2 separate regions of the Homo sapiens genome follow, and region 2 is linked to region 1. A link is an interaction called in ENCODE POLR2A ChIA-PET data of the cell type or tissue named here. Cell type or tissue: MCF 10A. All regions are shown on one strand. Each heading gives the region's core, and the rest is flanking DNA. Links, peaks and the distances in the headings are about the cores only. Region 1 overlaps DCBLD1 (discoidin, CUB and LCCL domain containing 1). Region 2 overlaps ROS1 (ROS proto-oncogene 1, receptor tyrosine kinase).

Evidence for each region. Peaks named below come from ENCODE experiments on the same cell type or tissue, not always from the same donor. Only the 100,000 strongest peaks of a DNase experiment are listed, where the experiment ranks them.
Region 2: POLR2A ChIA-PET joins it to region 1 with 5 read pairs; 3 of 35 experiments call an interaction of 5 or more read pairs at or near these places.

What each region holds. Positions count from the first base shown.
Region 1 is chr6:117,486,698-117,502,091 of GRCh38, forward strand. All of the region lies in intron 1 of DCBLD1 (discoidin, CUB and LCCL domain containing 1), which reads left to right. Among named protein-coding and RNA genes, the nearest start is that of DCBLD1, 12 kb to the left of the region's middle. In MCF 10A, for the core only: no CTCF peak of the experiment used is centred there; a DNase peak (open chromatin) is centred at 9,904.
Region 2 is chr6:117,386,981-117,402,374 of GRCh38, forward strand. ROS1 (ROS proto-oncogene 1, receptor tyrosine kinase) reads right to left here. Exons shown (of 44, transcript NM_001378902.1): 8 at 9,935-10,136; 9 at 9,208-9,284; 10 at 7,636-7,758; 11 at 7,182-7,366; 12 at 6,244-6,341; 13 at 2,370-2,866; 14 at 800-1,012; 15 at 1-19. Among named protein-coding and RNA genes, the nearest start is that of ROS1, 31 kb to the right of the region's middle. RefSeq lists an enhancer at 8,475-8,644. In MCF 10A, for the core only: no CTCF peak of the experiment used is centred there; no DNase peak of the experiment used is centred there.

The sequences.
Region 1 (15,394 bases), core at 7,545-11,544:
GAACTTTCCTAAGCACTTGAAACCCTCTCTTCATTCCCAGAACTCCATATTCCCCTTCTTAGCTTTCAGTTTTCTCTAGAGCAGGGATCCCTAAGCCCTGGGCTGCAGACTGGTACCTGTCACTGGCCCGTTAGGAGCCGGGCCACACAGCAGGATGTGAGCAACAGGTAATGGAGCATTACCGCCTGAGTTCGCCTCCTGTCAGATCAGCCGGGCATTAGATTCTCATTGGAGCTTGAACTCTATTGTGAACTGCATGTTTGAGGCATCTAGATTGCCACGCTCCTTATGAGAATCTAATGCCTGATGATCTGAGGTGCAGCAGTTTCATCTAGAAACCATCCCCCTCCAACCCAGCCCCATACACGGAAAAATTGTCCTTCACGAAACCCGTCCCTGTTGCCAAAAAGGTTGGTGACCACTGCTCTGGAGCACTTACCCTCTTCCAACAAAGTGTATAATTTACACTTTAAATTGACTGCCTTCCTCCTACTAGATTATAAGGTCTATGAGTTTTGTGCCTTGAACAGTGGCCATATTGGGAGCTCAATAGGGGATGGGTGCTTAGTGAGGATGGGGTGAGAAGGCAGTGAAAACACAATTCCTGCCCTGTAAGACTCAACCTCACTCTAGTTACGAAATCAAAACTGGCCAGAGGTGGCTCACACCTGTAATCCCAGCACTTTGGGTGGTTGAGGCAGGCGGATCACTTGAGCTCAGGAGTTTGAGACAGCCTGAGCAACATAGCGAAATCCCATCTCTAGCGAAAATACAATAAAACTAGCCAGGTGTCGTGGTGTCCTGTGGTCTCGGCTACTCGGGATGCTGAGGTGGGAGGATCTCTTGAGCCTGGGAGACAGTGGTTGCAGTGAGCTGAGATTGAGCCACTGTACTCCAGCCTGGGCAACAGAGCAAGACCCAGTCTCAAATAAAAAAAGAAAAGAAATTAAAACCTGGACACGGCAAAGTAATGAAATTGTATGTCTAATCCAATGTTGAATGTAAAAGTCTGAAAGTACGTATGTAAAATAGAGAAATTCATTCTGGCATATTAGAAATTTGGCATTGAGGGTGAAGGGAAAAATACAGCCAGAATTTCAGATTTTTTTTTTTTTCATTAGACTGAGGAGTAGTTTTGCCTTTTTCCAAACTGAGGAGTCATGTGGATGTTATCTTCCAGATGTTTATTGTCTGCTTTGTATGTTAAAAAAAATAGTTGTTTGCCTTACTGGGTGAGGGAGACTTAGTTTATGGGAAAAATAAAGCAAACGCATGTGATGACTTCTTACCCGATGTGGAAATAGAGTCGTGACTGTGAGCGCTGGTATGCTGAATCTAGAACCAACTGTCAAACTTGCCTTTCAATGGGAGTTGAAGAGGAGGGGTTTTGTGGGATTGTGGGGTAAGCATTGGAGGATTCCCTAAGATCCATGAAAGCAGAGATGAATCTCAGCCTCTTCTTTCACCGCTAGCACCCAGTACGGTGCCTGGCACATAGCAGGCTCCGGGTAACTACTAGTTCCTGAGTCAGCGCATGAATGCTGTGGTTGAGGTTTGAAAAAATTGAAAGGAGGATAATATTCATGTTATTTTAAACAGAAATTGTATATATGACTATTGTGGAGCGTTAGGAAACACTGTGCAGGTATTTAAGAAAATAACTAGGCCGGGCAGGGCGGCTGACTCCTGTAATCCCAGTACTTTGGGAGGCTGAGGTGGACAGATCACTTGAGTCCAGGAGTTCCAGACCAGCCTGGGCAACATGGCGAAACCCCCGACTCTACAAAAAATACAAAAATTTGCCGGGCGTGGTGGCACATGCCTGTAATCCCAGCTACTAGGGAAGCTGAGGTGGGAGGATCCCTTGAGCCCAGGAGGCAGCTGTTGCAGTGAGCTGTGATGCTGCCACCGTACTCCAGCCTGGGCAACAGAGTGAGACCTTGTCTCAAAAAGAAAATAACTAAATTCAACTCTGAAAAGAACCGGGAATCTCTGAGACCCTTTTACAGGCAACAGCAGGAAAACTGCCATGAGTGAGGGGCCGGCAGTCTTGAGCAAATGATCCACTGATTTAGACCGGGGGTCCCCTATGGTCTGCTAATGCTTATACATTTAGGGTATCAGGGGCCTACTTCACCTCAAACATCATTTGGGGACAGTGTCTAGGCATTTGTGACATCAGCACTGTGTTAAGCCATATTGTCGTGTATGACTTTACTGTTTACTGCCATTTCTACTTGATTTATTAATCTCGTTATTAGCTATTTCCTTAGGAGCTACATGCTGTGTAATAATATACCCAATATTTGCAGAAATGCCTTGTGTCTTGTATATAATTATATATGATTGTATTAGTCTGTTCTGTGTTGCTGTAAGGGAATATCTGAGGCTGGGAAATTTATAAAGAAGATAGGTGTATTTGGCTCAAGTTTCTGCAGGCTGTACAGGCATAGCATAAGCGTCTGCTCAGCCTCTGGTGAGGGCCTCAGGAAGCTTGCGGTCATGACAGAAGGTGAAGGAGAAGCATGTGCATCACATAGTGAGAGACAGAGCAAGAGACATGCTCTTAACCATCCAGCTCTTGTGTGAAGTAGTAGCAAGAACTCACTTATCACCAAGGGGATGGTGCCAAGCCATTCATGAGGGATCTGTCCCTATGATCCAATACCTCTCACCAGGCCCCACCTCCAGCATTGGGGATCATATTCCAACATGAGATCTGGAGGGGACAAAACATCCAAACCATATCAACAATAATTTTAGGCTAGGTAGATTTTTTTGTAGGAAAAGCTGCAAAGGATAATACTGAAATGAGGTAACAGCTTAAGTAGCTCTGTGTTACCCCCATACCACCCCCCTTTTAAAAATAGAGCTGTGCTTGAGCTTTTTTAAAAAACAAAAAAGAGGCCGGGCGCCGTGGCTCATGCCTGTAATCCCAGCACTTTGGGAGGCCGAGGCGGGTGGATCACAAGGTCAGGAGATCAAGACCATCATGGTCTAACTCGGTGAAACCCCGTCTCTACTAAAAATACAAAAAATTAGCCGGGCGTGGTGGCGGGTGCCTGTGGTCCCAGCTACTTGGGAGGCTGAGGCAGGAGAATGGCGTGAACCCGGGAGGCGGAGCTTGCAGTGAGCGGAGATCACGCCCCTGCACTCCAGCCTGGGTGACAGAGCGAGACTCCGTCTCAAAAAAAAAGAATAAATTTCTCTTAGGTTGGAGCTTTCTTCCCTACTTTCCCAATGATCTTCCCTAATGCTTACAACAGAAGCAGAACAGTTGTGAAACAAAGTAGGGTGTCCATAAATAACATTGTCCTGATATATCATAATCATGGAAAATGCTACACATAGAACCATTGAGGACATGTTTTAGTTCTATATATTTTTATGTAAATGCACACACACACACACACACACACACACACACCCCTATAGCAAATACATGTGTGTACACACACATTTACTATTGTTTTTATTAAATATTGTGTAGACACAAAATTATAGACTATAAATAAAGGTATAAAGAACAACAATAAAACTAATACCTGGGTTCCCCCCTCTGCTCCCTAGTCTGTGTATGCTTTTATATTCTGATTTTTTAAATCTGTGTTTCATTGAAAGTTTTTTATTACTTGGAAAAATTCCATATTTATATTTATTTTAGAATTTGCCTTGAAGTAAACCAAAAACTTATTTCTAAGTCATTTATTGCTACTGAGAAATATCTAATAGGAAAGTGGAATTTTTGTCCAGGCCAACTTATAATTGATGTGTCTCGTCAATGTTTTTGTTTTATATTATTCAAATTACTCTCTCTTACTAATGGAGTCAAATAATTTGCCTATACATACTTTATTTGAGAAAAGTACATAAGTTTAAACATACTAAGTATCAGAAAGGTAAGGTGTATTTTTTTAATCCTTCTTTGGTGAGATTCTTAATTTGTATTGAATGGATCAGGCTTGTTCATTATTAGACTATTTGGAGTTTATTGAGACCCAAGTTAGTTTTTATAGTCAGCATCTTCAAACTCAAATTATAACCGCTGTTGTGGCCTTCTTATTCAGTGTTCAACATATTTACATTTACTGAAAAAGAATAGTCTTTGTTTTCTTTCTTCACAAAATTAAAATCCTTGCAAACTAATAATATGTATAGCTCCATTTTTGCATTTGAGCATGTTTAGTGATTGTGCTTAAAGGTTGAGTGTAAATGATTTTTAAGAAGCACGGTATTCTTGAAAAACAAAGGAAAGAAAAACTTTATTTCACTATTATTTCTGACAAAAAACAAGACAAAAGGATATTAAAAGTGTGATGTCCAGTTAAATTTGAATTACCAAGGCATAAAATTTCCTACAGGGAAAATAGATAAACATCTATGTGTTTGTTGCCTAACTTTTAAATGGCTGAGTGGATTTAATTCAGCCTTTTTATTGCTTTTCACAAAAGCAAGTTTACCTCATATTAAAATGTGGTTGATTTCAGCCCAAAAGAGAAAACTGTAGAGGCTTAATGACCCATGGGACCACTGGAACATGAGATTCATATATTTGAATTGCTTCCATTCTGAGGATTTTAGAATGGAGGCTGCTTATTTTGAGAATAAAATGAACCAAGGTTTGCCCCCATTCCGCCCACCATTTTTTTGGGATCCCTGGAAAGCTCCTGCTTTGCCAAGAGACTAAAATAGGAGATGGCCTATTGCAGACAGAAAAATGGCCCTGTACCTACTGTCACTGCCAGCTCAGAAGGGTCTACAAGTCTTTTGAGACTTCAAAATCTATTAATAAACTAAAAATTTATTAAGGATTTCTTGACTTTTTTCCTATTTCATTTGAATCTCTAAATATTTTCTTGCATAGCCACAATGTTATGAGCACACCTAAGAAAACTAATAGTTTTTCTTTAATATCATCTAATACTCAAGTCATATTCAAATTTCCCAAGCTATCCTAAACATGTCTTCTAACCTTTGGTTTGTACAAAGATCCAAACAAGGTCTACATATTAGTTATTATGTCTCTTTAGTCACTTTTAATCTATCACTGACCCCCACCCACATACTTTTTCTTTTCCTGCGAGGAAACCAGGTTCAGTTGTTCTGTGACACAGCTCACGTCCTAAAGTGTACTCACCGCTTCAGAGTAGTTTATCTTTTACTTGGTGCGCTATACCTGTATTTCTGTATAAGCCCGAAATTTGACCTAAAGACTCGATTAGATTCAGACTAAGTGTTTTTGGTAAAAGTACTCAAAGGTGCTATGTACTTCTAATTGTATCACAATAGGACGCATATGTTATTATTGTTGTGATTATTGCTCCACTTTTAGTGATGCTCAGAATCACCAGTGACTTTAGGAAGTGATACATCGATCTCTCCATTATAAAACTGCCGTCTCTCTATGAGTTACAAGTAATCTTTGGAATGTTAGTTTCTGACTCAGTAAAAGTATTTCCCTGTCAACAATTCACTGTATGGTTTAAGCATCCAATCACTGTTGTTGCTTGTCCAGTCTGATTTTTCATATAGACAAATTTTAAACCTCTATCTTCATATGTATTTTGAATCGTTGTATGTTTTTTACATCGAATTTAATCCCAACAATTCTGAGAGCTATTGAGGGAACTGAGATTCAGAGAAATAATTATTTACCCAAGACACATTTACTTTGTGTGCCCAAAGTGGGAACCAGGCACGTATCTTACAATTCTAAATGCCTTGAAATGGTTTCCTGCCCTTTGTCTCCAAGGATACCCATCATATGTTCCTATCCAGGGGAGAAAAAGTTAGAAAAGAAGTCATAGGGGAACACAGTTTGAGGGAGTTACTTATGCAATTAAGCCTGAAATTCATAGTCTTTGGTTTATATTTGAGGTGATCACATTTGCCATAGAAATATTAAGATTTTTTAAAGTCCTTACTGGTAGCTAACCATTGCTTTTATAGCATTGCAATACATCCAGCAGTGCAGAATATGGAATGTGCAAAAGCAGTAAAGTTTTCAGGACTGGACTATGATATGAGTTTTATGAGGTTTATTTTTTCTCTCAACTCTCATGTTTCATACCTTATTAGATGTATGATAAGACACCATATGTCTCCCCAGTGAGATTTGCTATTTTCTTGTCAGTAAACATTGATTGCTTGTTCCGTGGATATGGTGCATAAACCTACGCTTGCACAAAGCTTCCCATCCTATTTCTTTGTTTATTTTCCACAGTATGCTCAAGTAATTCCTGAATTGACACTTTTATCCAGGTTTCAGAAATGCCATTTTGGCTTAACTATAGATCGTGGAACTTATTGTTGCCTGTCCTAGACTTATAAATGAAATCTGGAGTGAAAATAAGTATCAGATACAGATGTGTTCCAATTTTAGGAATAGATACTAAAATTAAACCATACAAAATTTTTATCTTGAGGATTTTCTTTCACTTTAAAAAATATTCATGGCAATATCCCTCTTAATAAGGAGGGCTTTTTCAGTCTGTTGCTACTCAGAATATATCTTACAGGATCCAACAGAACAGTCACTAATAAGAGCTTTTTGGAAATGTAGAATTTCCAGGCCCTGCATTTTGACAAGATCCCCAGGTGATTAGTTTGCATACTGAAGTGTGAGAAGTAGCACTTTAATACACTGACACCTTCTTTTACAAAGCATCTTTCAGGAGCTAAGCAAAGTGAACAACCTTTGTTGGAAGTAAAATAGGCACCTCTCATTAGACCTTTCCCTTAATAGTCTAGTAAAGAGTACTTCGATAATTTAAAAAAGGGGATGATAGAACTTCTCATATCATAATTTTTACAAAAAAACTCCTAATTAAACATGACTTTTTTCTCATGTTAATTTTGAGACAAAAAGAGTATGACTACAAAAAACTAAATATCAGTTATGCTGCTCAGCAGTAATGTGAGATTGGGCAATGTCTTAAATATCGCTACCTCAGTTTTGTCACCTCTAAGATGGGTGACTTAGGCAGTAGTGGCACTAGAGCACATGATTCCATTCCATCGTCTTTGAGGTCAGACTAGCTTCAGGTTAGGGTCTGATCCCAGCCCAGCCACATGGGCTGAGTTATGCTGCATCTCAGAGCCTTGACTCCTTCACACACAGAATAGAGATAATAGGAGGGATGTGTGGTGAAGAAAGGGTTTTGTGGGCTTCAGTTTTGTTGTATAGGAGATGTCCTATCTTATAAGCTACTGGGTATACACTTTGATGTTTGTGAAATTACTCTTTGTATGTGTGTATCTGTATATATATGTGTGTGTGTATATATGTGAAATAATTTGTAATCAATTTTTAAAAACTATCATTATCAGATATGGTTGTCATGAAGGCTAAATAAGGTAATATGAAGTCCTTAGAACACTGTATCTGCTACTTTTTACAATGAATGTTTGGTAAATGCTAGTTTTTAGTAAGGGCCCTTTCATAATTTTATTTTTTTCCTTTCCCAATAACTTTTTGGCTCTCAATTTTTAAAAAACTATTATCTGTGAAAGTGAAAGCTCACATCTATGTGCAAAGGAGAAGTGTTTACAGTTTTAATTTATAAAACTCAGTTTAACTTTGTCTTTACTTGGTAATATTGGATTTTTCTGGACTCCAGAGAGAAAAGTCAATATCAATATTACACTTTATCTGAATATTGGCAGTATGCATATTTAACATGAAACCAAGGTGAGAAAGCTAGCATGTTCCAGCGGCAGGAAAGATTTCTTGACTTATCTTCAGCTGAAGCAGTGGCAGCTTGGATATTACATCAACATCCTGACATTATTAACAAAGGTCAGCAGCCTCTTTTCTCTGACTTCCTTATTCTAAGCATCTATTCAACAGAGATAAAACAGTTGTCTTAGAATTGTTTCGCTGTACAAACAAGTTTTTTTTTTTTCTTAAAAGTCTTCTTTGAAATTAAGAAACTTCTCTTAACCAATGTGTCCAGTTTGTTGTAGATGCCCACAAAGGACTTGTAACTTAATAACAACAGTGAGAAAAGTCTTGCTTTTGAATCAAGTCACATAATATAACTTCAGTATCATTTTTAGAACTCCAGAGGCCAAAGTCCACTTCTCCACGTAAGATCTTCAATCCCAGAAGCCCTATCATGGGATCTCTCTGTGTGTCCCACTTGTGAGAGTCTAACCCAGGAGTTCACCAGTATGTCTCACAGAGCACTACTCCCAGGAGATGCCCCAAGAGGAAAGAGTTTTCTGGGAAATACTGTAAACTGCAACACGCATCAGAGCTTCACTATACACTGTAAGGGCTTTGAGATGTTCTGTGGTAAAGAAAAAGGTGGAATTCTGCAAGCTTACTGACCTTGCAGCTCTTTTGAGGAGGGTGAGGGCATAACCCCCTGGTAAACCACCCAGACTAGTACCACAGTATCTACTTCAGGACATGCTGACATAGCAGTAAGTGGGCATTAGATAAATACTGGGAAATGCATTCTAATTAGACTTTCTCAGCCGATTAAAGCACACACACACAGCCTTATTCATCTTCACCACACCCAGTTATGGTTGGTAATTTTACAGATGAGGAAAATTGATATACACTAAATGGGGGATTTCTTAGGATCATACAGCCAATGGGTGATGGAATTTGGACAAAGTCAGCTAATTCAAAGCAATATTTTTGATACTTTAATAATGTGTAGAATTTTAAGATAAAAATAGTAGCAGTTAACATATTGAATTTTTACTATATGGTTGCCTCTGTGCTTGATACTTTGTTTTTATTAGCATTCTCCCTTTTAATGCTCATGAAATTGGGCACTATTGTTGTCTTTAGATTATGGATGATGGAATTCAGTTTTACCTTAGAGAGGTAAAAAGACTCACCCAAGGCCACAAAGCCAGTGTTAGGCAGGGCTGTGCCAGAATCCAGGTTGTAACCATTATGCTCTGTCACCTCCCAAGTATATGGAAATAATTTATGAATTAGGAAATGATAGGTGTGTCAACTCTCCTCCCCCACATCCACAAGCCTTCTAATAATCTTTTGCTTTTCAGCAGAAGTCTCAAGACTGGAGAGTGACCAAAAACTGCAGTGTTCACTGATTTTATGTATAGCACATTAAAGAATAGCATTGGCTAGATTTTGAGATTTTTTTCCTTTGGCAGCAAATTATGAATCTTTTAAATATCTTAACATGGTAATTATTGATGTCTTTGGACACTGATGGAAGTAATCCCACATTATATAGGGAATCATAGAGGAATCGTAGATAGGATCTCTTTAAATGATTTGATTCATTTTCATACATTCAGACTGATTTATTTTAAGTGACACTTTTAGCTGATAGGAATGTTGAAAGTTTCCACAGAGAGACTTTTGACATATTCCTTGTGTTTCCTTTTATTTTACTTTCAAATGTTTCATCTGCTGAGTCAACAGCATTATCATCCTTATTAGATCACTAGTCATATCATTAGCATCTATTTTATATGTGGTGAGAATAAAGTTGAAAGAGATTGTCAGTTTTATAAAACATGGTCATGTGTTTCTAGTCGATAGCTGTAACTTCTTTCAGCATAGTATTATTATCCATATTCCTTTCAGAAAAACTGAAGATTTTGAATAATTATTTTGTTTTATCATTACAAGTTCTGTTTTGCCTTTGTTCATTCTCACATAGCAACTGAGGCCCTTTTGCTCCTGTTTTTCTTTTGCTTCTGGCGGCCTACAAGGTAAAAAGCTAAGCACAATTGAAGAAGAGCAAAGTTTCTAAGAGAGTAAGGCTGAGAATGGAATTAATGATATCTTGGAAAATCTGTTTGCCCTACCATCAGACAAAACTCTGTAATAATTGCAAGCTCTCCTTTGTGGTTGAAAAGATTGTAGTCATCAAGAGCTCACTTGATCTTAGACATGGGAAGAAATTTTCTCACACCCACACATGGATGATTGTATATGTGTTGAGACCTGTTGTAACTTGAATATTAGAAGAGCAAGGATACAACTAATGAAATCATGTTTTTAGAAATGGTTTTACTTTTGTGATATTTTAGAGCACTCTTTCCCAAGTTGCAGGTTAGGACCCATTAATAGGTAATGAAATCACTTCAGTAGGCACAACCAGTATGCTTTGACAAAAACAAAAATGAAACTGAATAGAATAGGAAATAATCACAGTGCATTACATGTAATAAAATAGTGGTATCATTTAACTTTTGTTCATTGTTTATGCATGTGTATGCATATGTGATTACTTGAGGTGTGATAAAAAAATCTGTGTTCTAACTCTAGGCCATAATAATAATTTTAAAAAAGCTTGAGGTTTCTGTCTTACTCTAAGGACTAGTTAATAATCAATCTAAAAAGTATATGTGATTAGCCGGGCTTGGTGGTACATGCCTGTAATCCCAGCTAATCGGGATGCTGAGGCAGGAGAATTGCTTGAACCTGGGAGGCGGAGGTCAGTAAGCCGAGACTGCGCCACTGCACTCCAGCCTGGGCGACAGAGCAAGACTCCGTCTCAAAAAAAATTTAAAAAAAGTATATTTGCACTGTTCAATTTACTCCACCCAAATCATTTTCCAACAAGTGCAATTCAGTTACAAGTTTTCTTTTAAAGTCTAATCATACTTTCTAGTATTGCAGAACTTAGTCCATACCAGGTATATCTTATTTTGCTTTTCTTTTAGTGGAACATGATTTCTTATCAAAGGGAAATAGTCTTTTAAGGAAGTTATTGTTTTCCTTTTGTAGTGGATGGAATTAAAGTAGACTAAATAAAGGATTGGCTTGTGTATACAAGCATCTAGGATTTGTTCTAAGCTTATTTAGAAAGTAGCTTGTATATCGACAACTCTTGAATAGCTGATGTTAAAAGCTAAAAGGTAGAGACCTATCCATTAATTTCAGGCATTTGGAGAATAGATACTGAGTCCATATCTCTGTAACTCTGTCAAGTTAGTCTCAAGAATTTACTTGTTAATATATCTTTCTTCTCTTGACTGGACTTCTTGAAGTGAGAACTACAGTATACTAAGTTCCTAGTTGTTTGTTTCCTGAATTTTTAATGACAGTCCGTGACTTCTTCCTATCTGTATTATGAGGCTAATGTTGAAAGTAGCCTTTAGTGTTACAAAGAATGTTAGGTGAATTTGGTAGTTTTAATTATATTATTTTTCTCCTTTATATGTATTCATATTATAGAATATTTAGAGGAAAAATGTATAAATAAAATGAAAATCACTTGTAAACTTATACCATAGAAGTAAACACTTTAAATATTACACATCTATGTGTGTACAATATATTCTGTATTAAAGTGTTTTCATGTTAAATATTCTTCTAAAACATGAGTAACTTCCTTAACATCACATTGCTTGGAGATATCAGTTTGGCTGTTCATTTCTAATTTAGATTGTTTCCAAATGTTCAGAATTAAAATCTGTATACTTAAATTCTGTACATAGATCACTTTGGGAGTTCTGAAATATTCATGAATACTTGCACCTTTTTCCAGAATCTAAACTTCATACATCTAGTTTTGTTCTTGTAAATTGTTTTGAGGAAGTGGTGGTCAGTGTCACAAACCAGCTGTGGCTCCAAACAGACACCAGGATTTAGGCCCATTACAGAGAGACCACCCTGGAAATATTCTACAGTTGAGAGGAGCTTTCAGTCTAGAAGAGGAGGAAATGATACTTAGTTTAGTCATCATGTGCTTTGGCAAGAAATTACAGTCGAAAGGAAGGAACAGATAAACATTGTGTGGTGTAGCCACTTTGAAGAGTGGTCAAATTCCCTGTGGCAAAACTTCCTCCTCCCCTCTTCATTCCCCATTCCCCCTATTTTGATGTTAGATAGGTGGCACTTTACTGTGTCACTCCCGGCCTATCCTCCCCACAACACTACTTGGAGTTTAATCATAAGATCGTGGTTTTATTTTTTTCCCTTAAAGATGGATCTTTATTTCTTTTAATTTTTAATATTCTTAGAACTGTGAGCCCTCATCATCCATCTATAGCAACCATCAACATTTCTCCGTATTTTTTCATTTATTCTGCATCACCTCTTTTTTGCCAGGTATTTTAAGGCAAATCCCAGACCTTATGTCATTTCAGCCCTGCATATGTCAGTAGGCATCCCTCAAAAAAATGGCATTTTCTTATGTAGCCTCAATGCCATTATCTCACCTAATAAAATTATAATTATCTGAAATTATTTAATATCTCAATTATCTATTTAAAAGATTTTATAAGGTTGGTTTTTCAAATCAGGATTCAAGCAAGTCTCACTTAATTGCTATGGCACATAAGTGTCTTTTAAATCTAAAATAAACACTTTTTTGTGTGTGCCTCTTCATTTAATTCATTGCTGAAGAAACTGGGTCAACTGTATTTCATAGAGAGCTTTTTTTTGCAGATCTGTTTAATGCTTTAATTAAAAGAATTTTAGGCTAGGTGCAGTGGTGCACACCTGTAATCCCAGCATTTGGGAGGCCAAGGCGGGAAGATCGCTTGAGCCTAGGAGTTCCAGACCAGCCTGGGCGACATAGTGTGGCCCCCATCTCTACCAAAAAAAAAAAAAAAAATCTGCCAGGTGTGGTGGTGTGTGCCTGTAGTTCCAGCTACTTGGGAGGCTGACGTGGGAAGATTGCTTGAGCCTCAGAGGTCGAGGGTGCAGTGAGCTGTGATTGTGCCACTGTATTCCAGCCTGGGTGATGGAATGAGACCGTCTCAAAAAGAAAAAGAAAAAAAAAAGAGAAAAAGCATACAGGATAACAAAATGCAAAGAGTATAAAAAAGTATAAAATAGAAAAAGTAAAAGCCTCCTCACTTCCATCCCCAGCCAGGCAAACTTGATTGACATTATTTTTTCAATTATTTAATTAACCTTTTTATTTTCAGATCATTGTAGATCACATGCAATTGGAAGAACTAATACAGAGAGATATTGTATACATTTTACCTAGTTTCCCTCAATTATAACATCTTTGCAAACTACAATACCATATCACAACCAGGATACTGACATTGATACCTAAGACAAAGAAGATAAACTGATAGATTTTTAAGTAACTTTTGTCTTCTTTGTCAGTGATTGTCAATTAGAGAGAGTCAGGCTATGAGAGGTAGGCTACCTGAGTGTCAGAATGAGGTAATAAGAATAATGCTTCTCCTCATCTCTACTAAAAATACAAAATTAGCTGGGTGTGGTAGCGCATGCCTGTAATCGCAGCTACTCAGGAGGCTGAGGCAGGACAATCGCTTGAACCTGGGAGGCGGAGGTTGCGGTGAGCTGAGATCGCACCACTGCACTCCAGCCTAGGCAACAAAAGCGAAAGTCCGTCTCAAAAATAAATAAATAATACTTGTCTATTGGTTTTCATGTGTACGCATCTGCCTTCTTCAACACATGACATTGTAGGCATTTTCTCTCCCTAGCAGTTTTTCATTTTACCCTTTGGCATCTTTCTACTTAATCCTTTGAAATCACCCAAACTGTGGAAGCACAAGAGAGTGAAAATTCCTGATGTAGTTAATACCCATGGAATAAACTTATTATATTAGTCTTGCCACAGAAAACTCCATAAATAGTCTACTTCCATAGGTTAGAGTGATACTAGAACTTCTGATGACAGTTCGCTTTTTAATAAATTAGGACTCAGCACTTCCTTTGCGATTCAGGTTCTTTGGCAGAACAAAGACTCATGGGGTTTTGTTCTGATAGTTAATGGAAGAGAGAAATTTTCCCAAGGAGGTAGAGATCCCCAGGCAAAGTAACGATGGGAATGTTGACGATTTGAACTTGCCTGCATTGTGCCAGCATTGCTGGGTGAAAGAAGTTTCCTCTTAGGCCTTACAGTGGAAGTGGTCGGAAAGAAATACAATTACAGGGCTGAATAAAAGTGATACCCTGGCCGGGTGCGGTGGCTCACGCCTGTAATCCCAGCACTTTGGGAGGCCGAGGTGGGTGGATCATGAGGTCAGGAGATCGAGACCATCCTGGCTAACACGGTGAAACCCCGTCTCTACTAAAAATACAAAAAAATTAGCCGTACGTAAATGCACCTGTCGTCCCACCTACTCGGGAGGCTGAGGCAGGAGAATCGCTTGAACCCAGGAGGCAGAGGCTGCAGTAAGCCAAGATCCTGCCACTGCACTCCAGCCTGGGCGACAGAGTGAGACTTCGTCTCAAAAAAAACAGTGACACCCTAAGATTTTCTTTTGCTGACACATGTCACTTTAAAAAAATAAAATTTAGAATATGATAGTCACATGTAGGTTGACTCATATAATTGCTCCTTATTTCATATTTAACTGTTTTCTGAAAAAAAAAAAGTTTTTCTCTTCCTCTTTTATGAAAGGAGAATTTCATAGTCCTAAGAAAAGTGACATTTAAATATTTGATCAGGAGATTTTTTGGTGGCTTGGAGAGGTTGTGTTGTGTTTATATTGAGATGCATATTTGTTTGTACTAATTACCCTAGGATTGCTTTATGAGGGTGCTCAAAATAAATGCTTACAAAGGTAGGGCAGGTAACAGAAATGAGTAACAAGGACCTGGTGAAGAACTAGGGTGTTTGGCTCCTTTCAAGGGACAGCCACTGTGTCACTAGCCCTGTGAGAATGCCTGATCATGTGGTTGTCACGTCTTTCAGTTGTCATTGTTGTTGTTGTTGTTGTTGAGACGGAATCTCACTCTTGCCCAGGCTGGAGTTCAGTGGCATGATCTCAGCTCACTGCAACCTCTGCCTCCTGGGTTCAAGCGATTCTCCTGCCTCAGCTTCCCGAGTAGCTGAGATTACAGGCTCGCGCTACCATGCCCAGCTAATTTTTGTATTTTTAGTAGACACAGGGTTTCACCATGTTGGTCAGGCTGGTCTCGAACTCCTGACTTCAGGTGATCCGCTGCCTTGGCCTCCCAAAATGCTGGAATTACAGGCATGAGCCACCACTCCCAGTTTGTCCTTCAGTTTTAAAGAGAAACTATAAATTGGATATTTTATTAAAGCCCTTTAAAGCCGACAAATAATTCAGATTTCAAATCAAAGCCCCGTGCACTGTGTGCTCCTGCACACTATGCTTCTCTCTTGTATCATTTTCATTTAATTCTTGGCAATTTTGTGTTTACCAACTGCCAGGGAGCCCAAGGAATTTAGCCGTCACCTCAAACTTAACCAAACTTACAACCTTTGGGCCCAAACCTGCTCCCTCTCTGGACTCTTTTTGCTGTCTATATTGGCCTCTGTGTTGCAATCATTTCTGGACTGAACAAGGCCTTGGTGTTTTTTCTCCTTTGTTCTTCTCACCATAGTTCCCCCAAACCTGAGTCTGTTGATTTTGTCTCAAGAATTTGCCTGTTTTCTGTTCCCTTCCTTCCTGTTCCAGCTACCCCCATTGCTAGCCTGCCTACTGCTCCTCT
Region 2 (15,394 bases), core at 7,664-11,663, 100 kb before region 1:
ATAAATGGTGGTTCACTAGCTGTTTAGTAAAAAAGAAATTAAAAGAAACATCAGGGAAAGCAAACTCTTTAAAGGTATCTTATATACTTATATCTATGCCTTATATCTTATGATTTTCTATATAAAGTAAAAGAATGTCAACACTTTGAAAAGTTCTATAAAAGGATATGAGTAATTGTTATCTGTGTAACAAGAATGATCCCATTAAACATACTTTCTGATTTTCACATAAATTTTTGAAATGTGAAGAAAAACGCATGGTGAGATTGCCTCTATAACGGTGTCTTGATCATTGCAGAATTTTTTTTGAGGGGGCTTTGACTACTGTTTGTCATGGTCTCATTCAGAGCATCCAGAAGAGACTGTGTTAACAATAGTAATATGAATGGTATAGTCATCCTTCCATTTCTTTTCAGCCAAGAGGATGGAATTCAGCATAATTCACAGCCTCTCAACTTCTCTCAGCAAGACCCTCAGAGTTCAGAAATGCCACTGCTTAATATACCATAAGAAAGAAGAAACCCGTAAAGAATCAATTATAGTGTTTCCTTAAAAAATATCTTGGAAAGTTTAAAATGGCAGGTTAGAAACACTAATTAAATATCACACAGTGCTTTATTTGCTTTCCTAATCTCAGAAAATAAATATGTACTCAATATGTGTTTACTCAAACACATACTCAAGAGGTCAATACACCCTCATTCTCATTTCTTTAAACCCAAGGCAAGGAAATTTAAAGGGCACTCAGCTAGTCCTCTTTTTGTGAGAGTCACTCCCTAAATCCAGAACATTTTCTCACCTGGCACCAGGGTAGTACCCACTGAGGGCTCTGACCAGGGGCCTGGCCTCTTTGGAGAACTTGCTCTCACAGAAACCTTGTATTTCATAGCACTCTGCAGCTCAGGTACATTCAGCATGGTTCCACTTATGTTCAAGAAAATATGAGTGACTTCAGGAGGGTCTTGGGTGGATACTTTCACCTCATAGGTCCAGTTCTGCCAGGCAGAAGGGCCTAATTCAAAGAGTTCAATAATATCACTGATCAGGATGACATCTGCAAGGGCAAACCAAGGATTCTCCATAAATTCACCTACAGCCTCATCTCAAATGGGAGAGCAATTGGGCAGTAATATCCGCTACCCCGATAATCACCAGGGATCATTTGTTGATGAGGCTAGGACAGTGTTCATTCCTCATGCCGCTCATTTGGCTGCATTGAAGGAGACAGCATTCCCAACAAATAGGACTGTCCTTCAGTCAAAGCTATATGCTTGCTGCATATAATTGTCAGAGGGGTTCTCTACAACACTAATAGATATAATCAGGCTCTTAATAAAAAATGCTTAATGATGAACCTTTAATGTAATTACCACTGTTTGTATAGTACCTTCCTCCAAGAAGCCCAATCAATAAAAAAAAATTACCTATTCATTTTCAGCCATCTTTGAGATATGCAGCAAACAGACATAATTAACTTTGTTCTAAAGCAAAAACAGCCAATGTTTTCTAAATACTTACTATCGTCTAGGGGATCAGGGATTGGCAAACTCCACTCACAGGCCAAACCTGGCCCACTGTTTCTGTAAATAAAGTTGTAATGGAACACAGCCACAGTTATTCATTTACATATTATCTATGACTGTCTTCACACTACAACGACATAATTGAGTAGCTGACAGGGACCATCTGACCCACAAAGTAAATAAAAATATTTACTATCTGGTCTTTCCTTTACAGAAAAAGTTTGCTGACCTCTGTGCTAGATACTGTTCTAAGTGCTCTACTAATGTGTTTTAATTTTATCTGTACAACAGTTCCATTAAAAGATATAATAAATATTCCCCATTTCCAGGTGTGGAAACTGAGACACAGAGTGGTTTAGTAACTTGCCCAGGGTCATTCTATTAACAAATGGCAAGTATTTGAATCCGTGCAGGCTGACTCCAGAGCCCACCTGCTTACCCACCCACATACTACCTCTCTCCAGAGATGGAGATTCGAGTTCAGAGTTTTAGGGAATTGCTGAAATTCATGCAAGCTTTCAACAGCACAAAAAATCTCAACCCAAGTATTCTATCTCCCTGGCTATTTGTTCTGACTAGAATGTCAATGCCTGGATCTTAGCAGACACTCAATAAATGTTCAAATTATTCTATTGGGATATACATGAGAAGTATAGAGATTCTCCTAATGTAAAACTAATAAATGCAGAACAAATGTATAAACTTTTTTTTTAGCTAAGTAGCTGCTTCTGGTTGATGACTGAATAGCCAAATGGGGCTCTCAAAATTGAATCACAACGCCAAGCAGTTCAAACCTTCCTCTTATTCCAGCAAGGCCAGTAACCACACTGGGGACAGAGCACTCACTGGCTCCTATGGCAAGGGCAGGAGGCTTCCATTGAACAAGAGCCTGGTGAGAGCCAAACAGCACCGAAAGCTCCTGCGGGCGGCCTGGCAGAGGGTGCAGCTGGGAGGATGAGCCAAAGATGACCAAGTTACCAAACCCAAATTCTTCTATGTGACTCAGGTCACATCCCACGATGAATTCATTAAAAGACAAAGCATCCTGTTGGAAAATGACCTTGCCATCTGTGACAAGAAAGTCATTGTTTTCACAAGCAAAACTTTTCACATCAGCAAAGGGGATGCGAGGTAGGATGAGATGGGAAGCAGAGCCATCCAGAAATGTTGACATGAAGACTTGGGCAGTGTCATTGAAGTAAATGATTCGCTTGGCTTGTGGCTTGATTGCAAAGTCCTTTAACGTGCAACTCTCCACAATACGCACAGCTTCTGCACACCGGCCAGATGGTACAGGAAGGTCTGCTCTATAAATGCCATCTCTCAGGAGGTAAAAGACATACCTGACACAGGAACAAAAGAAACCTCATGAGATTCAGTCCAAAGGTTGATGAGTAACCTCCTCAGCTAATTGCTTCATTCTGTTGCACAATCAGAACTATGTATCTCTGATGTTGCTAAGTACAGGATTTTCCAAGGTAGAAAAAGGTAATTTCCTAAGATATACTCTATTCGTTTAAGTTACAAGTTGGAACATTAGAAAATTTCAGCCTCACTTGTAATGCTTAGTCTCTTAATTATTATAAGTGACTTTTTAAGGAATCAAAAAATTCAAAAACAGGAAGGGTCTTTTATTTTTTTGAGACAAGGTCTTACTCTGTCACCCAGGCTGGAGTTCAGTGACACAATCACAGCTCACTGCAGCCTCAACCTCCTGGGTTCAGGTGATCCTCCCACACCTCAGTATCCCATGTAGCTGGGACCACAGGCTTGCCACCGTGCTCGGCTAATTTTTGTATTTTTTGTGGAGACAGGGTATCACCGTGTTGCCCAAGCTAGTCCTGAACTCCTGGGCTCAAGTGATCTGCACACCTTGGCTTCCCAAAGTGCTGGGATTACAGGCATTAGCCACCAGCCCTGGCCAGGAAGGGTCTTTCAAAATTTTAAAGGAAAACATACTATATAGAAATCACATGGCTAAATATGGTATTTACTATCAAACATTTTCCTCCAAAAAACACACATCCTTAAGTCTAATTTTATCAGTAAATTTTCTCATGCATTCTGAGTGATAAATGGAAGAAAGTAAAACATTTAAACCATTTTTAATTGTACAGTTATCATTTTGCTATAACTAGCATGGCTACTTTGCATTTGCAGTGGACTAATTTTTTTTAATCTACAATTGATGCAGGCAATAGAGCTACCATTTTATAAACCACAAAGAAATACCCCACACATGACTGAAGCAGGAAAATCCAGCAATCAGGAGAAAGAAGCCAACGGAAGAATTAGAGAAGCACATCTAATTTAAAGTCAAACCTCACAGTAACGAGGCAGGTTATTTTAATAATGAAAAAGAAAACATACTGCCAAAATATTTCATTGACAATGAAATATGTAAATAAACTTTTAACTAAAATATAAAACCATTAATGTGGATGTAGCTAATTTACAATTCGTGATTATGGAGAAAGGTGCTAACAGAAGTATACTTTGATAAATTCTTATCCCAACCCCAAGGACTGGCAGCATTCCAACCTCTCATCAAAACTGTCAAATCATTTTCCTTGTCCTTATTTAGTTCTGCTCTAATTCCCCTTGATGACTATTCCAAATCTTGATCAATTTTCTCAAAACTCCTATGCTAGAATAATATCCTGAGATATAAGCTCCATTTTGAGATATGTAGCTATGTTCTTTTCCCTGAGGACGGATTGTAGCAGGCAAAAAGCAAAAACAGCTTGGCTCTTAATTTTCTGCTTTTGTTTCCTAAATTCAAAATTGTTAATGGAATTTGGAGGAATTTCAGAGTAGATAAAAGGAAAACTATCTGTGGTAAATATTACAATTATTATATTGAAGCAGGGAGGAAGAGAAAGAAAAATAGAAAAGGTGAAGAGATCTGGTGCATGGGAAGAGGAGGACAGAGTGAGGAGGAGAAGCTGGGGTGGAAGAAGATGGGGAAGTGGTGGTAGGAAGAAAAGCAGAGGTTTTACAGTAAGTCTGAACTCAATGAGGAGACAATTTGCAGTGCAAAAAGAACAGCATAGAGGAAAATATTTCTAATACCAGGACAATACACTGTTTCACACATCTGATGTCCTTTAGGACTACTAAACACAAACTATTGCTGAAAGTTACATGCTGATTTTTATAGAAACTCTCCTATCATGGTATAGAGAGATGGTTAGAAGACAGGCCCTGGAGCTAGAAGTCCTGGAGCAAGATTTCTTGTTCCAGGGCCTGTCTGGTTCCACTGGTTCCATCGCAAAACAGCTGTATAATCTTAGACAATTACGGAATCAACCCGTGTTTCCCTTTCCTTATCTATAAAACTAGAATAATAAAAGTACTTATTTCATAGGGTTGAATACAAATTAAATGAATTATTGGACATAATACACTTAGAAACACACATTCAGTATAAATACTAATTATCATTATCATTTCTAGTCACATTGCAAAATCTAAGCACAAATCCATTTTATCCTAATGGAAAAAAAGAGCCACTGAAGACCTCAGTGATCGCATTTGAATGATCGATTAGTGGGTAAAGTTCATTATCCTCAGAATGAGTCATTTTGTGTAAGTGTCAACAACAAAGTTACATTTCATAGGACCGTAGACCTTTACACATGAAAACAGTAAGATCCAGAGAATCCTTGTCCTACATCACAAAGCATTAAATATTCCATAATTCAGTAATTCATTCAAACCTAGAAGTTAAAATAAATCTTTAGTAAATTGTGAATGAATAGGAATAGAAAGCTTGATTTTAAAATCTATAATGAACAATCTTTTTTAAAAGAAAGTTTTGTTTGTGAAAAACATGTTATGAGCTGTATTTTTTTTTTCATTCAAAATGAAAGCAACTTTATTCCTACAGGAAAGAAAAAAGTTTAATCTTACAAACATGGGCTTTGCCTACTGGTTACTAATCTGTTATTATCTGGTCATATCTGAGAAATAATAACTCCAAAATAACTTTCTATGTGTTTATCCTTCATATTCATATATATCTGGAGTTCACAAAATACATGCACAATAAATACCTCATTTTGTCTTCAAAATAACCCAACTGGGTAAGTATTATTACCTTCCCTATATGGATTGATAAATCAATGGTCATAGACATGATATTACTTGCTTCAGGTACTACTCCAATTTAACAGCAAGACTGCGGTACAATGTGTCCATTTCATTTGGGGGTAGGAGGCAGAGTTATCAATCAGCTCCTGTCTCCTAAGGTGGAAGCTAGCAGCTTTCTTATTAAAGAACCTCTTGATAGATGTGAGAACCAAACCAGAGGAATGAACTACAGTTGAATGGCTCAGCAAAAGGAACAGGTGGAATGAAGGGGCTTTATCACAGGTAGTGTTGAGGCGGAAAGTGAGACTCAATCCCATGATAAAGAAGTGGCAAATCCAGGACTAGAACCCAACCCCTGACTCCCAGACAGGAGGTCTTTCCCATATTCCCATATTTGGCTGTGAAGGAGAGAGAAATAACTACTTTATAAGAGTTGATTTATGTTTGAAAAAACATTCCCTCCTGGCTCTACAGAATGAAAACTTTGCCTGAATTTAATTAAATTCACCTAAAGTAAGATGCATAGATAGGCTCATCTGGTACTACAATGTTTCATTAGCAAGCAAGTTTCTCAAAGATTATTTATTCCCAATGGAAGAGAATTCATCTTTACAAGGCTAACACATACCCATTGTATGAATCAGCCACAATTTTTTGAGGTGCACTAATAGAGGGTGGAGTAATTTCCTCGATGTTTGAGCAGTTCTCTAAATCACAGACACATACCTAAAAAAATAAAAAATATACCGGTAGGATTAGCATCTGTCTATACAGCATTAAATTCAGCCAACAAGTATCCCTGAGTATCTGTTCTGTTGGAATTGTACTAGGCACTGAGCACTGCCCAAGACAAATGAGCAAAAAAAAGCCCTTAAACGACAGTTTTATATCCTATATCCTAATGAATTTATACATTATTGACATCAATGCAATACAAGTGCCTATTTTCCTGGCTTGTAGAGGCATTCAACTATTTTTAACATTTAAGCGATATCTAGGTTTATGCACTTTCAACCACAGCAATGGCTGTTGCTTACTGTGATAAGCCTGTACCTTCCAAAGAAGTAGAATTTGAAACATGTCAAGACTGTGTCTTCATCAGCTCAAAATAGTCCTTATGCACCACCACCACCAACAACAACAACAAAAAATGGTCTTCCGAAAAGTACAGTACTACTGTGTTTTTGGAGAACTACTAAATTTCCCTCTGGTTATGATATAATTTTAAATGCTTGCAGCTAACTTTGATCATGACTGGCAGTCTTACCTAACAATAAGACAGGTACCACCACTATCTTATAGAAGATGAATTATTTTTAGTATAAACTCATGACTCTAAAAAAGTACAAATAAAGGTGATTTAATGCTATGTCAGGACTAGCACTAGGTAAAGGCTACACCCTCCTATAGGCCAGATCTATGATTCATTGATAACCTAGTATCTAAGGCATAGTAAATACTTGAGTATGTATTGAATAAGGCAATTGTGTTTAGTATTAAATATACCAAGATATGCATATCAGTATCACTGTCTATCACTATTCCTCTTTAACTTCTCGGACTAACCAGTTCATCCATGATGAAATACATTCTTTGATAAAGCCAATCTATGGAGATAGAAGAAATTAATCCTGAACCTCTGTAAAAAATTCTCAGGTCAGATACATCAGACATGTTGGCAGCCTTCTTCGCCCATATGAGAGTTCCTTCAGAGAAATAAACAATTTGCTGGTGGACATCAACAGATATTCCTAGAAGAGCCATGCAAGTGCACACACATTATTATATAACAACCAGGACAAAAAACTTGTATGAATGAGAATTTATTTATTTAATGATTAATAAATTAAAATAGAAGTATTTTATTTTAAAAGAAAATATTCTTCTAAATTATTCTAATATATTAGGATATTAAGAGAATATGTTCCAGAAATATTCAAAAATTTTCTTTTATTCTAGAAGTACTTCTTTTAGAATCTTCTTTTCACACTAAGGAATCATTTATCCTTATCATACTGACCTGTAATATTATGGTATATAGCATCCAACCGAAGGCAATGTGCTTCATCTACTAAATGTTTTAAAGATCTCTTTCTTAGAGAAGTTTTTCTGGATAAAAAGAGCCACTGTTCCTCTTGTTGAACTGAAAAAAACAACACAATTTGCAGACAGGTAGACCAACCACAGGTACACTAACAGACACAAAAAAGATCAGTACTACCCTTCAAAGCAAGGGGACTAGTGCTTGAAAGAGGCTGGTCAAATTTTCTCTAATGGCACTGGAGAATTGCATCTATGGTATAACTCACATTATTCTATGATTGGAGGTAGGAAGTACAGTAACAATCAAATAGGATTTATGTTCATATGCCCCTAAATAACCCAGAAATGACATCACATGATGTATCACTATTCTCAACAACCTTGCCCCAGCTCAGCTTATTATTTTCAGCCATGAGAATTGGCTCGGTGGAGGTGGTCCACCCCAGGCCAGAGTGGGTTATGCATGACACACACATATTGTCAGACACTGGTTGTCTCTGTGTTGTCTTCAGTATCTTTGCCTTTAGGGCAGAAGAAAGGTCCTTAAAGGAATGACATTGGAAGGCTGCAGAACTCTGCTTGATATCCTGTTCAAGTGGAGACTGACACAAGGTGCATGGGTGAACATTTTTAGGGTATTTAATGAATGTTATGCAATAATCACAGTAACAACAACCTTAACCCTGCTCTATATTTAACTCACCCTTTGGACGTGCTTCTTACATAACAAAAATACCTCTCCTTTCCTAGAGTCTAGGAACAGCCAAAAAAACAAAGGCTGATGATGGATGACACTCAATACCCATTGGCACAGGCATGTACAGATTAGAGTAAGGGGCAGTCAAGTCAGCAAATAGGGTTCTAGTAAAAATAGAAAACAGGCTCCCAGAATTGTGAATCTTTGGATGTTCTCAAAAATCTTTTATTAGTTTCCCCTCAAATTTCCAGTACTTCTTAGAAAGCATTTTCATTTGTTATTTTGCTCACACATATATCATACAGTAAGTATTCAGTCACTTGAGGTAATCAATAAAACACCAAAGCCAAAAAGAAAGGGTGCTTACAAAATAATAAAAGATACTTTGGCAGACTGAATACTTATATAGTAAAATGTAAATTATTAAAGTCCAGATATATTTAAAAACAAAGATACTGGAAAACAATGTCTGATATATATTAAATAATTATATATAATCTAAAATAGGGATTAGGGCAGAAAAGTTATATGTATCCCTTAAGTGTGTAAATGTGAGTCAGAAACACTAGTGATTTCAACTGAAACCAAAGATTTGAGGCCATTTTTTTAAAACCCTAAATTTTTTATTCTGATTTTCAATTCCCAAATTCTAATATCTAACCACTTACTTTAATTCATCAAATACTTAGGTTCATTTAAAATGGAAAACTTAACAAGTACCCAAAAGACAATAATCATTTGGGCAGAAGAGGTGGGTCTTGAGGTCTACCAGGTGACCCAGGGCTTCTGGCTCTGAAACCACCCTTGCCACCCTCATTCCTGTGTAGCTAAAGGAAGAAGCCTGACCCATACCTGCTGAAGATGAAGTGGTAATACTAGATTCTGCTTCTGGACCCTCACCAACTTCATTTACTGCTGCAATAGAAAACCTATTCCAAAAACAATTTGGAGAGACGTGTTTCACATGGCATGGTGTGAACATGAGATAAAAATAGAAGGAGCAATAACATTTCTATTTAAAGGGTGATGTGGCAATGCATGAGTCTAGTTACGTGGTGCCACTGCTCAGCACCGAAATGACCATCAATCACATCCTTGTTTGCATTCCCCTAGAACAGTTCAGGGTCATAGAGGTCAAAAGCTGAACTCTGCTATCTGCATGACCCCCATTCTTCTCCGAATTTAAAGAGGCTCTAGTAAATGATAGAAAAGCTAACAATAATAAAATAATTACCCTAATGGTTAATAAAAATGCCTAAACAGAACTCTACCTCCTTACTTTTTTCATATTGGATTAAATGAAAATTTGACATTCATGGTGTTTACGATGTCTTTATTAGCCATATTTATAAGTATCCTCTGAATATAATAGAAATACTTGAGAATGTTTTTGCTTAGGATGCTATAATCTAATAGGCATATAAGCCTGAGGAAAACCACAATGACTTCAACCCAACACCATGGAGTCAGTGGCGCTTCTCAAAGCACATTTAAACTATTTGATACCCATATTTCTTAAATAATTATCATGCCTGCAGCCATGCTGGTTACATTTTCCTCTGTATCACTTAATTCTTACCTGTAGATAGTATTTGGTAAAGTGGAGTAAAACTGGAAACTGGTTCTCTGTGTCCCTGCATCTAATTTTTGATTTTTGCTGATCAGCCTTAAGTTATAACCCAAAATAGGTCCACCTGGGAATTGAGGTGGATCCCAGCTGACTTCCACAGTGTCGGGACTTGAGCTCTCAATATTCCTAATCAAAGGTGCAGTTTCAGGAACTGGAAGAGATAATGGTGACATAATGAGCAGAAAAATGTGCAAGCATGATGTTTTTAAAATAAGATGGAAAAAAGTCTTGTTTTTTTTTTTGAAAACTTAATGGAAACGAAATAATTTTATTAATACTCAAAATATGTGATAGAGGAAAGGTGGTAAGATGTCTAAACCAGTTCGCTCCTTTCCCAAGAGGCCCTTTCAAATGTTACTTTCCTCACTTCTAATTAATGAAATAAAATTAAATATAGTGTATACGAATACAATAATGGCCCTTTTAAAAAAAGTCATCAGGAATCTCTAGAGACTTAAATGAGTTGAAACATGGGATGGAACCAGTTTAGGAAGAAGAGGAGAGTCTGACTAAAACTGGAGTCAATGATCGACGAGTTTAAAAAAAAGTCCATCCTGGGGCCTTTTCACTCATTTGAGTGGGGCAGCCTTGCTGGTTCCAGCTGGAGATGTGGGTTCAGACAAGCTGGAATTCGAACAGTTGGCTTCACTTTTGTTGGCATCAGCTCTAATGACCCAGACTACATTTTCCTTACCCCAGCTCTCAGGTCCTGGAAATCCAGGCTGACTGAGCTTCAGCACCCCTGCCCTGGCAAAGGATTAAAGGAGCATGTATGAAACAACTGAGCGTTCACACACAGTCCCCAGCAGCTACTTAAGTGGAAAAAGAAAGGACAACAAATGATCTGACAGCCTAGCTTCCATCTGTGTCTCCACCTGCTTTTCAAACCAAACCCCTAAAACCAGACTCTTTCTCTCCTCTTTCCATAGAAAGACACAATTAGAAGTTACTTTGCTCTTGAGTAGATTTCTCTCCCTCTGAACACTTTTGGCAAATGCTCTGCATCACCACTGACTTTTAAAAGCCCTTTTAATTGCTCTCTCAGCCTTTCTCTGATGCAATTCATCTCTAACTCTCAGACTAATTTTCAGCAAACACAAGCATCATTGCATCACTCCTCGGCTCCATGTAGTCAGTCACCATGATAAACAGGGAAGAAATAAATTTCTCCCACTGAATTATAATATAATTAGAATGTCAAAATTTTAAGTCATTAGGGTCAATGCCCAAATGTGATCTTCCACCATTGAAGCAAGTTAAATGTCACCTACATGGCAAGATGCGATCATTGTCCAGGTCTTCCCCACCGAAAAAAAAACAACAACACAAAAATCATCCCTGAAATGCTGGTATCCCTTGTCTGACAATCATTCCTTTGTTAAGAAATTATTTTCTGAAAAGACCCAGTTAAAAGGCAATAGCACCATTTAGGCCGGGTGCAGTGGTTTACACCTGTAATCCTAGCACTTTGGAAGGCCAAACGTGGACCAATCGCTTGAGGCCAGGAGTTCGAGATCAGCCTGGCCTACATGGCAAAAACCCATCTCTACTAAAATTACAAAAATTAGCCAGGCATGGTGGCGCATGCCTGTAATCCCAGCTACCTGGGAGGCTGAGGCACAAGAATCACTTGAACCCAGGAGGCAGAAGTTGCAGTGAGCCGAAATTGTGCCACTGCACTGCAACCTGGGTGACAGAGTGAGACCTTGTCTCAAAAAAAAAAAAAAAAAAACTCGCGGTGACTCATGCTTGTAATCCCAGCACTTTAGGAGGCCGAGGCGGGCGGATCACGAGGTCAGGAGATTGAGACCATCCTGGCTAACATGGTGAAACCCCATCTCTACTAAAACTACAAAAAGTAACCAGGCATGGTGGCATGCACCTGTAGTCCCAGCTACTCAGGAGGCTGAGGCAGGAGAATCGATTGAACCCAGGAGGTGGAGGTTGCAGTGAGCTGAGATCGTGCTACTGTACTCCAGCCTGGGCAACAGCGAGACTCTGTCTTAAAAAAAAAAAAAAAGGCAATAGCACCATCTAAAATCATGTCATTCCCACAGCTAAAAGAGAATAGGGTTATGAGGCAATTAACACAATACAGATAAGTTTCTAAGTTTTGATGTAGCTAGAAAAGTGAGAATCAGAAACATGAGATGCTATCCATAAGAAGGACACCCATGTAGGGTCTAGAAGACACAGAGGGTATGTGAGCTTGCTTATCCAGGAGAAAGGCCCAGAAATGAACAGCAAAATTTGTTTTCATTATTTTGATTTGCCCAGCCAATGTCCCTGCACGGTATTTCTGTAGCACCGGAAAATGTCCCAGCACTGTTGGATAACATATGGCATTGCTTGGAACAAGGAAGAATTCATTCTCCTCTGATCTGGAAAATTTCGAACATGGTCCTAGGCCAGTGTTTGGTCTGAGGCGCTAAGCAAGAATAGTCAGAATAATCAGCAGAGGTGGCCACACAAACCCTGAGATCTGACAAGCAAGGAGAGAGCAACCATCAGGGAAGGGGGAAAATGCCCCAACCCACTTCATCAGCTGCTCGGCTCTGCTTAGGTCCAAGGCCTAGTTCAGCCTGAGGCTCTCTGCACATAGGCACATCTCCAGAGCTGAGGGTTAGGGCATCCAGCCTGGAGCATGTCTTCCTGGGTTGCCTCAGCTAACTCTGAGGGTGAGGGCACCAGACAACTCTCCCTCGGTGTCTGCCCCAGCATTCGCCTTCCTCTAAGGCTTCTAGGCTTGAATGCTTTTCCTGGTGTGGAAGTCACATCTTCAAAATAATAAGTCAGAGAATACCCCAATATATGTTCTGTTTTTAAAAAGCTGTTTTGATAAAATCTTAAAATAATATAGTAACCTCCCAGCTGGTCTCTACCTCTGTACTTTCAAATCTCACTCATTCTCTCAATCTATTCTATGTGCAGTTGCCAAAATTCTCTTTTTGAGAAGCAAGTGAAGCAATTACTATTGTGCTTTAAAACCTTCCATAGCTCCTAACTGCATTCTAAATAAAGTACAAACTCCTTACCCAGGACATTTAAGATTCTTGGTAATCTGGACCTAGTCTGCCTTCCCAGTGTTATTCTCACTATTTTTCTTCCTGTATTCTATGCTTCCAGCAGATGGCATACTGACTAATTTCCCTCCATGCCTTAGAATCCAATCTTGGTGACCCTGGTCACATAGACACCTGGACCTGCCCTTTTCTCTCCTCACCTCATGTCTAACTCAACAAATGAGACTTCCTCCAAAGAGATTTATTTGATATTTCATTTCAGAAATAAATACTTCCCTCCTCTAAACTTCCATGGGAATTTGTCAGTACGTTTTCTATGTGTTTAATAAAGCTTTACCTTACTATGAGGTTAGTTAGGCATGTGCTTTATCTCTTCTACAAGGGAGTAAGCTTCTTAAAGTATCCATGCATCTATAGATATCCCATGAATATATTTTGAACAAGAGAACAATAACATTTATTTAGAGCTAGAATTGCTCTAAGGATATATTAGTATTCAGAGGACAGCAGCTCAGATAAAGTTATATTCTGATAGGGCAACATTCTGTATAAAGGGTGGGAAAATGAGGAAGCAGGAATCTAGCAGATAAGAAGCTTTTTGTTGCTTTCCAGAGATAATGTCACTGTTTCATACTCAATCACCTTCATTTATGAAACACTTTTATCACTTGGCTTTGAGACACCACAAGCTCCTGAGTCTCTCCTTCTCCATGTCCTTTGCTGTCCCTCTTCTTCTTCCCAGCCACCAAATATTAAGGGCCCTTGGGCTGACACCTTGACCTTCTCCTTTTTTCAACCACATTCACTTTCAGCATATTGCCTCCAGGCCCATGGCTTGAATCACATCTCCGTGGTGATAACTCCTAAATTGGTAGTTTGGATACCTTCGACTTACCTCCTCAGTTCCAAATCCTTCCATTTAATTGCTTCCTCAGCAACTCCACTTGGATATCTAACAGACATCTCAAATTTTGCTTGGCCAAAACAGAACTGACGATTTTATCTAGGAAAGCCACTCCTCCTTTACCCTTGTCCCTGTCTCAGTAAATGATGACATTCAGGTGTTCAGACTGAAAGTCTAAGTTAGCAACTTTGATTTTCCCATCTTCCTTGCCAAATCCATTCAGCCACCCCAACAGCTCAATCTTCAAAATATATGACAAACCTTTCCCTGTTTTCCCATCACCATCCTTGTCAGAGCCATCACCAAATCAAGCCTGACTTGCTTGGCCTCCTAACAGCTCCCCAGCTTCCCTGGCCCTCCTTCCACCCTCCCAGTCTATTCTCCATGCATCAGCCATACTGAAAGTTTTAAAATTTGAACAAGTCCCTCCCCTCCTTAGAACACTCCAAAGACATTCTGTCCCACTTAGAATAAAATCTGTACTCCTTATCAGGGTCAGTATGGCCCTGTGCGACCAAGTCTCTGGCTATGTGTCACATCGCACTTCCTACTTTAAAATCTATCATCATACAATTTGGCCCTTATCAGAAATAATATTGACATTCCTGCAGCCATCTTCTGGCCGTTTTTGTTTTATCTTTTATTGGTTCAGAATTCAGACTAAGAAGAAGGATGCTATTCATTGGGTCTTCCCATAACCCAGAAAATACTTTTACTTAATTACTTATCGGACTGTCTTCCCTAGCTGGAATGCAAGCTCCATAAGGGTTAGGATTTTATCATCTTTAGTTCCTAGAACAATGTCTGGTATATAATAGTCCTTGATAAATACTTGAATGAATGAAAAAAGTGCGCAATCTTCCTTTCAATTATATTAAAAATATAATACAAAAAATAACAAACTTTTCAGTAAAAAAAAAAAAAAAAAAAAACAGGAGGTGAATTTTGTTACTGATGTTATTTTTCCACAGCCAAAGAAGTTTATAACCTAGGCAATAAAAAGACTAAAATTACATCAAGAAATAAAAATAGAATCCAAACATATCTATACCACACCACTACCACCCCTGGGCCTCTCACCTGGGTCACCACATGGCTTCCTACCAGTTCTTCCTGCTTCCTCCCACACCCCAGAGTTCATTCTCCATACAGCAGCCAGTTTTCCTTTTAATGTATAAGGCAGTTCGCATCAGATCGTGTCACTCCTCTCCTCAAAACCTTACAGTGACTCTCCTTCCAGAATAAAAGCCACATTCCTTACCAAGATCCCTGAGGTAGACTGGGTCTGGCCCCCATCTCTCTGACCTTAGCTGTTACTCCTCTGCCTCCTGCACTCTTGTTCAGCCACGTGGGCCTTCTAGTTGCTCCTTGATCAGGCCACAGATGTTCTTGCCTTAGGTCTTCCACACGGACCATCCCTCTGCCTGAAACTCTCTATGTGAGATAGCTGCCTGGTTGACTTCCTTGCCTCCTTTAAGTCTT